Regions from separate parts of the Homo sapiens genome. Here region 2 is linked to region 1. A link is a loop called in an ENCODE intact Hi-C map of the cell type or tissue named here. Cell type or tissue: heart left ventricle. All regions are shown on one strand. Each heading gives the region's core, and the rest is flanking DNA. Links, peaks and the distances in the headings are about the cores only.

What was found. Peaks named below come from ENCODE experiments on the same cell type or tissue, not always from the same donor. Only the 100,000 strongest peaks of a DNase experiment are listed, where the experiment ranks them.
Region 2: it touches region 1 in a loop (5-fold over the local background); 2 of 110 quality-filtered maps call a loop at or near these places.

Annotation. Positions count from the first base shown.
Region 1 is chr11:2,689,647-2,695,125 of GRCh38, forward strand. All of the region lies in intron 11 of KCNQ1 (potassium voltage-gated channel subfamily Q member 1), which reads left to right. KCNQ1OT1 (KCNQ1 opposite strand/antisense transcript 1) reads right to left here. Exons shown (of 1, transcript NR_002728.4): 1 at 1-5,479. Among named protein-coding and RNA genes, the nearest start is that of KCNQ1OT1, 7.6 kb to the right of the region's middle. RefSeq lists an enhancer at 3,225-4,092. In heart left ventricle, for the core only: CTCF peaks have their summits at 2,902 (motif pointing right) and 3,101; no DNase peak of the experiment used is centred there.
Region 2 is chr11:2,997,927-3,003,184 of GRCh38, forward strand. CARS1 (cysteinyl-tRNA synthetase 1) reads right to left here. Exons shown (of 23, transcript NM_001014437.3): 21 at 4,615-4,674; 22 at 4,044-4,127; 23 at 3,003-3,322. The coding sequence ends at 3,188. Among named protein-coding and RNA genes, the nearest start is that of NAP1L4, 8.2 kb to the left of the region's middle. In heart left ventricle, for the core only: no CTCF peak of the experiment used is centred there; DNase peaks (open chromatin) are centred at 2,655 and 3,795; H3K27ac peaks cover 1,428 bases.

The sequences.
Region 1 (5,479 bases), core at 305-5,304:
GTCACAAGCCTCCTGAGAGGGCCAGGGCAGAGTGAGTAGCTGCAGGGGCAGCTGTCCTTTGCACCTGGGCCTAGAGTGCCAGAGACTTAGTCTCATTTGTTTACAGGAGACTGATGGGTTCCTGAGCAGCCTAGGAGGGGAGGGGAAGCACTGCGTTCTCAGTGTGGTGCTTGGCCCTCCCAGGTGCCTGGTTGTGGCCTGCCACTTAGCACCCACCCCTGCCTATCCAGCCCCATCCCTGGGGAAGGTTCCCACCTGCTCCAACTTCTGGTACTCCCAGGCTGCCTCACCCAACGATGACAGTGACTAGCCTCAGAGCCTGGCTGCTTGGAAGACCTTTGCCCAAGCAGAGAACTGTTGAGGAAGGTGAGCCTTCCGAGGGCCAGCCCTGCCTCTCCTCCCCTCTCCTAGCCTGCTTCTGTCTGGGCTGAAGGCACAGCAGGGACAATCGCTCTTCCGGGGTTAGAACTGGGGGAGCAGGGACAAAAAGCGGGCAGCCCTCCCCAGCATGACAGGATGTGGAAGGCTGGTCTCTCCAGAGACTGGGCTAAACTCTGCTGTGTCAAGTGCCTGGTGACCTCAAGCAAGTCATTCCATGTGGCTGAGCTGCTCCTTGCTGCATCTGCACATATGTGTAGTGTCTTCCTCCCTGTAGGATTGTCACAAGGATTAAATGATGTCAAGTCTGAGGCTGCCCTGCAGCTGCTGTTTCCACTACTTGGCATGGAACATGTGCCAGACCAAAAGAGCTATCTCTCTCCCTGCGAAAGGCTGGGGTCCTGGGAGCTAGAGCTGGGTTAAGATAAGAGCAGAGACTGGGTCCTGGGAACAGCCACTGGGCCCAGTCGGGGGGGTCTCAGCACCTATCACAAAGAAAGTGCCACTGGGCCTAGGGAAGGACAAGAAGTAACATGTCAAAGATGGGACAGAACCCACCTCCTGGCAGGGAGTGGGGCACACATATGTGCATGTTCATATATGTGTCAGAATGCGTATTTGTCAGTGTATGTGTGTCAGTGCACATAGGTATAGGGGCTGTCTCTCAGAATTCCTGAGGGCTTTCCATTTGATCCCAGTGGTTGAAGATGGAGTATGATCCCAAATCCCTTAGGTGGATGTGGCCTGGCAGGGGGTCAGCAGGAGGGAGGTCCCTGTCTCCTTGGCTTCCAGCTTCCAGGCTCTGGCACTCCCACTGTTAGGAACAGGTACCTTTAGGGACACAGGAGTGTAAGCCACTGTTTCCGTCTGGGTTTTGTCATGTGTAGGTCCCAGCGGCTTTAAGCCAACCTGAAAGGTTCATTTGGGAGTCACGGGTATGTGTCAACAAAAGCCCACCAGACCATCAATGAAGTGGGCAAAAGCTCTGGGTGAACTCTTGGCTCAGGTATCAGGATATGCTGGGTGAGGGAAATAATGGAGGCACCTTTGTTCTAGATGCCTGCAGATTCCTGACAACAGTAGGGGTGGAGGCTGTGCAGACCTGGTGCAGAGTCTGTGCTGGCCTCTGGCCTCTCACAGCCTTGGGAGGGGTGCTCAGAGCTCAGCTGTGTTTAAAAATTAGCAAGTGGAGGAGTTAGAGGATCTGCAGTTAACCCCTTGAGTCTCGGAAGGCTGTTTGAGCCACTAATCAGGAAGGAGAGCTGACAAGAAAAAGGCGATGTCTCACCCCTGAGCTACAATCCACTGCACTTACAGTGACCACCCATCCTGACATCTTGGGCTCAGGCCTCTGGGTCTGGGCATAGAAGCCCAGGAACTGCTGTCTGTGGGGAGTCCACTGAAGCTCCCTGCCCCCACTGAGTCTCTGATGTTGACAGCCTCTTTGTTTTTTCATCTCAGCCTATTCAAGGCCATTTTTCAGCTTGCTTGGCTTTGCATTAAAGTTGGGGGGATTTCTCTATCCTGAGGTTATGAAATACCTCAGCAAGGACGAGGCCTCCCTGAGGGAGTCAACCTAGCTTGTTCCCTGCACGTACTGTGGGGAGGTCCTCTTTACCGCCACAGTTCCAAGGGTGAAACAGAGAACCAGGTGGGGAAGGGGTCTCTCCCCATCTGTCCAGGGGAGAGGCAGCCCACAGGGAGCCACACAGGCAGGGGACATTCCACTAGGGCCATTTGCAGGCCAGTGGCCATCCACTGCCAGCAATCAGAGAATCACAAGCACTGGATCCAATGTGACCTCTGCCAGGACCATGACCCCTAGGTCCTCTTTTCCATCCCTCCAGTTCTCCTGGCTTTCTTGCCATCTTTCTGGCTCTATCCTCAGTCTCCTTGGCAGGTTTTCCCTTCTGGCATGGCCACTAAATGCCAGTGCCTTTCTCTATGCAAACCATTTCCCTAAGCTGTTCCCTCAGCACCAAGGGCTTCCAGACCACCTGTGAGGCCCTGACCCCCCAAATGTCTCTCCAACCCAGCCAGACCCACATTCCAGTCACCTGCCCCCACCTCCTCTCCACAGCCTCCATCATTTTATAGCCCACTCTACTGAAGGCCCCTGTCCTTTCAGTGTCACCCATCCTTTCAGTGGCACAAGTCAGAAGTTCTGGGGTCATTTCCGATACACCCGCTTCCTCACCACCTGCCCATCACCTCAAGCCCATCACCAAGCCAGGCTTACTTCACCCATCCATAGTTCTAGAGGTTCCCTGCTTCCCTCCATCCCTATTGCCACTGTCCTGATAGGCCACCATTTCTCTGTACTGCAGGCATCTCCTAACTGGCATTCTCACATCCCCTGCCCCATTCCAATCAATTATCTACTCAGTGGACAGACATCCTTTCAAAGTTTAGAGACCTGTGGGTCTTGCTTAATCCTGCAGCTGCCTTTCTGGTAGTTCAGATGCTTGGCTTCTTTCCATCCCAGGTGCTCACAGGCTCCCTACCACCAGAGGGCCCTTGGCCTGCCCCTGCCACTTTCCCCAAGGGAGTTTTTCAGACCCCAGGCTAGTTCCAGTGGGTTCCTGCTATACACCTGCTGTGCTCCCAGGCCTCAGCACTCCCCTCAGGGTGCAAACGGTCCTTCAACATTAGTTAGTCTTTCTCCCCTTTGTCCACTAACCCTGGGAGGGTAGGCAGGTCCCTGCTCCTATCAAATCCCTCCCTCTGGGCCAGGGTCTAGTACCTGCTGAGTGTTTGACAAATATTTCTTGAATGACTGCATCCCTAACATGAGGCAATGATCATTCCCCTGCCTGTTAGACATAATTCACTGCCTGGGAAGGCACTGTGCTGTGTAGATGCAGCAAGCTGGCTAAAATCAACTGTAGCATGGCCTATGTCCCAAGCAGGTTGTCCTGCCCATACGCTCAATAATGAGGCCCACTGAACTCTCCTGGTTTCCAGAAGCCTCATAAGCAAGCACGCTCAGTGAAGGAACAGGAAGTCCTTTCTGGAGCAGGGGGAGAGAAAGGCATCCAGTTAGCCATAGAGGGGAATGGCTCCTTACTCTTTAAGAGTCATTTGCCCCAAGACTACTTTCTGTCAATCACCAGATAGCCCTCAGTCTACACTCTGTGATCCACTCATGAATATCTGGTCTGGCTCTGCGTTCCAGTCAGACCCTTTTCTGAGAGGACCACAAGTCATAGCCCAGGGCTACCTGTACAGCTACCAGGCTTAACAACTCAGATGCACACCCTCCACAACTGCTCTTAGCACCCACAGGCCTGGGCCCTCTCTCCCTGCCCTGAAGCCAACCAGACCCTGGGTGGGGGCCGAGTCTGGCCAAGCAGCAGTGTGTGGAGCTGGGCCTGGGCCTAAGCTGGGAATAAGCTTGTTTTGCCAGGCGCTGGCCCCCCATCGAGTCCCCATTCTCTAATGCTAATTGCTACAATTAGCAGGAGAAAGGCCTTTTAGATCCATTTCTTCTCCTGGCTGAGGCCCGGGCTGCTAGGGAGGTTGAGCCCAAGGCTTTTCGGAGGAGCAGGGATTCTTCCATAAATGAGGCCACATTTAAATTGCAAACAAGAGCTTCGCCCAGCCGTAGGAAAGGCTCTGGGAGAAAGGCTTTTAGTTCCGCAGACAGAGCAGCCAGAGACTGGGTGCGCTCCAGCCTCATGGGCCTTCCTGGCTGGTGTGACTGGAACCCTGGGTTATACAGGCTCCTGCCAGTAACCTGGACATGCTGGGGCCGGCCAGTTCAGAGGAGCATGGCACAGGCTGATAAAGGCACCGGAAGGAAAGGCAGTATTAGAGGCCACCCCTTGCCCTCCCATCCAGGCCTGCTCTGAGGGAAACCCTACTCGTCCTCCTCCTGGAGTGTACTGCAAACCTGGATCCGGTATCCGCTGAGAACCACTCATTCATCAGTCTGCACTAACTGGAGAAGGTGAGCAGGCCCAGCCCGGCCTCTCTAGGCCACCTCCAACTTGGTCAAGCCACAGGTGCCCATGCCATAGATGGCTGAGGGACGGCAGCTGACACGTAGTTCCAACTAAACCTCTGGGTGGCAGCCCATAGGTTGTGGGACTGGAAGTGCTTGCCAAACAAATTATACTGCTGACCAGGGAAGAGGGTACTCTGATTGGCCAGGCCTGGGCCAGGGTCTTTCTCACCGAGGTGGTGAGGCTATAGGTGTTAGATGTGGCAGGATGCAAGCCAGGGCCTGCTGCCTTTAAAGAGCCACAGCAGAGACACCATCCCAGTCCCAAGAGCTGTTCTAAGGAAGTGGTTGTCATCTGCGGTGCCCCCCAGGGGACATATGGCAATGTCTGGAGATATTTTTGGCTATCATGACTATGGGAGAATTACTAATATCAACTAGGTAGAGACCAGGCAGGGTGCTAAACATCTTACAATATAAATGACAGCCCCTCACAACAAAGATACATCCTGTCCCAAGCATTACCAGTGTGGCTGGCTAAGAAACCCTGGTTGCAAGGGGTCAGATTTTGACATGCTATTTGCTTTCTCACTGAGTTGTGAAAATGGAGGCACACTTTCCTGGCCTGGCCTCTTCCTTCGTTCAATAAATGAATGAAACCATTCAACAGAAATCTGTGACACACCCACCATGTGCGGACCCTATACGGAAGACAGATATGCTCTCTTGGGGCCTCTCTTCCGGTGGAAGAGATAGGCAGCCAACAAATAAGTAGATGTCTAAGGAACTAGAAAAGCGTAGCCTGTGCTTTGCAGAGACTCGAAAGGTAGTCGTCAGCTAGTGAGTGACTGAAGGGGATGACAGATATGGCAGGTCAGAGCAAAATTTCCTGTGAGATTTAAATAAGAAGAAGGAATTGTCAAGGGAAGATCACCAGAAAAGACAAGCCAGGCAGAGGTGGTGAAGGCCTTGGGGCAGGAGGGATACTTGGCAGATTTAACAAAGAAGAAGAAGGCTGGCAGAGCCAAAGCTCAGTGAGGGAGGACAGTGGTCAGAGAGGTAAGCAGGGCAGATCTTGTAAAAACCTGATGGAATTTGAATTTTATTTCCTAGAAATAGAAGCCACTAGAGGGTATCTGGCAGGAGAGTCATGGAGGC
Region 2 (5,258 bases), core at 259-5,258, 310 kb after region 1:
TTTTTTGTTTTGAGACAGAGTCTTGCTCTGCCATCCAGACTGGAGTGCAGTGGTATGATCGCAGCTCACTTGCAGCCTCCACCTCCCATGCTCAGGCAATCCTCCAACCTCAGCCTCCTGAGTAGCTGGGATCACAAGTGCGCCACTACACCGGCTAATTTTTTTGACTTTTAGTAGAGACAGGGTCTCGCTATGTTGCCCTGGCTGGAATCATTCTTTTCAATGCTCAAATTGTCCCAAACTTAGCCAGTAGGAGCTCCTGAAGCCTTAAAGTAATTATAGGTTTCCAGAAAACTGCACAGTTTGTTTCCTGATGGTCACACCTTGCCTGGCCAGAGTTCAAGATCAACACAGGAGACTGACATTGGTACAATGTGTGTGACTCTACGTTGTGCTATCACATATGCAGATTTGTGTGATCACCATGGAAACAAGAACACAGAAGTGCCCTCCCCACCAACCCCACCTCCTACTGTCCCTGTGCAGTCACTCCCCTCCACCTGCCCCCGCCCCCCCACCATCTTTAACCCCAGCTACCACCATCTGTTCTCTATTCCTACTTGAGAATGTTATCTACGTGGAATCACATGGCATGCAACCTTTCAGGGGTGGCTTTTCCAAACCCAGCAGAATGCCCCTGACACATACCACCCAGCTGCTATGTGTCACTACCTTGTCCAGTGTCCTCCTGACCTGACTTCTTGGTGTTCGAAAGCTCCCCTTTTGGGGCACAAGAGTGCCTGGGCTCAGCTACTCCTGCTGCTGCAGACCTGGAACTGGCCATTTCTCCAGGGGGTGGGATGGGGTTTAGAGCCCCAGATCGGGGCTGGGGCTGCTCAGTGCCACCAGGGCTGCCTTGCTTCTCCACCCTTCCCATCTACACAGTCAGGAAACAATCTACTTTTTAAAATCACAAGTTACTTCATATTGTTTTTTCTAATTCGTATTTAATAGTAAAGTGATTTTCCTTGACTTCTTTGATATTTTATCGTCTTACATTAAAAACTTGATTGCTAGGCTGGGCGCAGTGGCTCACACCTGTAATCCCAGCACTTTGGGAGGCTGAGGCGGGCGGATCACTTGAGGTCAGGAGTTCAAGACCAGCCTGGCCAATATGGTGAAACCCCATCTCTACTAAAAATACAAAAATTAGCTGGGCATGGTGGCGCGTGTCTGTGATCCCAACTACTTGGGAGGCTGAGGCAGAAGAATAGCTTGAACCCGGGAGGCGGAGGTTGCAGTGAGCTAAGATTGCTTCCCTGCACTCCAGCCTGGGTGTCAGTGATCTTATTTGTGTTGGCATACAGGGTTTGAAAATTATAATGCCAATGTTATTACTAACAACAAAACTATTGAATTGACTTTTCTGTACTTTCTTTGACCTTAGAAGATACCCCATTAAAGATGTGTAGCAAAAAATGGCCAATTCTCAGAAAGTTGAAGTTCTTTTCTTGAGGTTGCCAATTTGATTTATGTTTTTGTGCCAGATGGTACTTTCTGAAATAGCTGCAGTAGTATTTCCCATCCCTTCTGGAACCCAGTAATGCCCACCACAGGGTAGTGTCTATGCCTCCCCCTCCGCACGAACGTGGGTGGGCCTTGTGACGGCCTCCGCTAGGGAGGACGGTGGAAGTCAGGACATGACCTCCGAGGTTAGATCCTAAAAGGCCATATAGCTCCTGTCTCTCTCTCTCTCAGGACTCGCACCTTTGGAGCTATAGGCTGTTGCAACAGAAATCAGCCACCGTGAAGCCGCCAAGCTGGAGAGATCACACACAGGTCTCACAGAGGTAAAAGGTGCCCAAGCAGCCCTAGTGTGGGACCCAGGCACAAACTTAGAGATGACCCCATCTGCCTGCAACTGAAAACCAATCAACTGAGCCCAGTCAATCCAGAGCCATGAGTTATTAACATGATCATTGTTGTTTTCAGCCATGAAGTTTTGGGGTGATTTGTTAAGTGGCAACAGATAACTGGAACATGTTTGTTTTACTTTGTTTGGGGGACTTTTCTTTCTTGCTGGTTTAAATTTTTTTATATATAAAATACTGACAAGGTTCAAAGTCAGGCCTATCAATACCCAGAGACTGTCCTCATTGATTTATAACCTTAGTGCTCCCTGCATAATTGGGTGGGTGCTCTCAAGCTGTGCCAAGCACCCTGCTGATGCACAGACAGGCTGGTTCCAGCCTTTTGCTGTGTCACACACTACTGCAGTAAACAGCATGCGCATGCGGAGGGCAAGGACAAAGAATTGGCGCACCCACAACCCAACACTGCCACACTCCCCATGCTGAGGCTGCTGCCACCATCCACATGCACTGGATGGAGTGTCCCCCCCTGGATGTCCACAGCACCAATGACTGTCTTTTGTCCCGATGGATATGGCCTGGCACCAGCTTCCGCAGGCATGAAGCAGGCTGTGGTTTCTGCTTACGCCCTCCTCAGCCAAGGATGGGTAAGCACCTTCGCGTCTGGGTGGTGATTCTTAGTCCAGGTGAACCAGGTGTGGAGGCAGGGTGGCAAGGACAACACTGGGCACTGGGGACAAGAAGGCCCCTGCTGTGTTGAGACCACCCCCACAACTCACTCATTAGCCATGCAGATCCTGGACTTGCTGTCTCCAGCGGCAGTTCTGGGCAGCTCGCCAGGGGCCTGCCTGCTGAGCCACTCGCTGTGCTGCTGCCCAGTATGGAACGGCTCTAGGAAAACCTGCAGTGTGTTTATTCATCAGAACCCGAGGGCAGACTGAGCGGCCTTTGTCTAGGGCTCAGCAGGCTCTGCCAGTCTGAGCCTGTCTTTTTCCTACTCAAATACCTCCCAATGTGCCCACACACCAGAGATTAGCCGATAGCCATCAGCATGGGGGAGAAATTCCTCGGCCAGCTGAAGCAGCTCAACTGACCCAAGCACCTAAGTTGTGACCTGCTGACCAAGCGGCCCTGGCTGGCCACCAGGCCTCCTGCCAAGTGCTGAACATGCAGAACAAGACAGAGAGGGTCTCACTGTTGAGAAAAATTTATTATCAATGTCTCAGAGCCAACGACGACACGAACCTACATGAACACAACTCTTAATTTAGGACCCAAGGGTGACTGTAAACATGATAGGAGCGCTGGGACATTGTCACTGAGGCAGACAGCAGCCACTAGTCCACAATGGTTTAAAAAGTCAGTCCTGTGCCCCCTCACTGGAAGCTTCCATTCTGGGCCATCTGCAGATATTCCTTGTAGAGCTTCTCCTGAGCCTCGAAGAGCTTCTTCAGCTTCTTGGCTTGCCCTTTGCTGAGCTCTTTGCCCTCCATGTCATGTGTGGGCAGACCCTGAAAACCCAGAGCACAGCGGCTATTGGTCTCCTCTGCACCTGGGTAACCCCAACTCCCCTTTCTTTGCCCTCCCGTCTCAAAGTGTCTATCTCCCTGATGCAGCCATGTCCTCTTGCTTGGACATTCAGTCACCACACTGCTCTGGAGCCAGCACACTCATCTGGCAGTGCTGGCTCCAGCAGCTAAGAATGGGAGAGGGGCGACCAGAGTCTGGGGGTGCTTCCTGCCTAAGGTGAGGGGCACTGTGCCCCTCAGAGCCTACCCATGGCTGAGTTCTGACACAGCTGGCCCAAAGGTACATAGCAAACACATCCAAATGCCAGCAGGGAGGGGCCTAGAGGTTTGGAGGCAGTGGCTGTGAATCGCTATGACAAAGGAAGAAACTGGGGGTAGGAGGCCTATCTGCGCCACGGCACTTCAGCCAGCTTGTGAGGGCCTGGGTGGATCTTGGCCCGGGGCCACAACTCCCAGGGCTAGGGACCAGAGCTCACCACACCAGTGGAGGGGGCCCTGGCACGGGCTTGCCTAGCTGCCTGGGCTGTGGAAGGAGCTCAGTAGTTGGGCCAGGAGGCCCTGGACCTAAAGCGGGTGTCAGATTTGATTCCAAATTTTCTACAGACAGAAAATCTGCTTGTCCAAGGTTGAAAATTCCTGTCCTCCCACTTTAATGTGGTCTGATCAAGTTCTGAATAGAAGAGAAGGATGCTTACATGCTTACATTTTCATCAAACTTGGAGTATTTGTCGGTTTCTGACAAGAACATCTCACTGGGGGGAATCTTCATCTTGGCCAGCTTTGCTGCCTAGAACACGCAACACGGCACAGTCACTGCCCCCGAGCAGCACCTGGGGCTCCGCACTGTGAACGACATCTGCTCATACCTCCAGCCCTCAACTTGCTTCCAAGCCCTCAGATTCAGAGTGCTATGAAAGATGGGAAGGGGAAAGCCAAGGTGGAGGGAACATACAAGGAATTTAAAATTAAACCAGATGTTATTTCTACAGGAATAGTGGAAAGCTTACTAGAAAACCTAATAGTAGTAAGTCTATAAACGCTGTCTTGGAGCTTGTGACCACATGGCACAGCCTTCCCCTTGGCCAGGCCTTCCCTGCACCCCATGTGAGAAGGGCCTGGCAGGCCTTGGGTGGTGGAGGCAGAAAGCGGAGCTCCTTCTGTGAGGGTCTGCAGGGGCCTGGCTAAGGTCCACGGAGGCACAGAGAGCCACAGGGCATGGGGTCAGGGTGCACTCCTGCCCAGTAGAGCCCTCACCCCCAAACAAAATGCATTACTTCTTGTTCCTGTTTCCTCCGGGCCGCCTCCTCTTTCTTCTTCCTCTTCTCCTCTTCAACCTGGAGGGTCAATACAGAGCCAGATGAGACAGGGCTGCCTCAGGCTGCTGGGTCTCTCGGAGTGAGAGGTCTAGCCAAACAAGCCCCTCTCCTAGGGCCTGGCATGGAGGGCTGAACTCTGACCAGGCCCTCCCCACTGTGGGGAGACAAGCCCATGTGCCGGGCAGCACACCGACCCTCTTCCATTCCCTTTGGGGATCCTCAGCGGCACCCCTGGGTGCCTGGCCCTGCCCTAGATGCAAAGGTATGCAGCAGGCAGACAAACAGAACCAATGCTAAAAGATCCAGGCACCACTAACATGAAGAAATGGACCAGCATGGTGAGCCTGGCCCAAGGAGAGAGGATCTGTAAGGCAATGACCAGGACAGCACTGTGAGGGTTATCCTGAGTGGGTCTTGGGGTACCTGGGAAGGAGCAAGAGCGCCAGGGCAGGATGGGGATGGTGGGCGGAGGGCAGCCTTGGGGGCTAGGTGAGGAGACCAGAGCCCACTCCAACCAGCAGGCAGCACCCGGGCAGGGGCGAGGACAGTCTGATGCTGCAGGGAGAGCTTATTAGTGGAGCCAGCAGGCTGGGTGCCGGTGA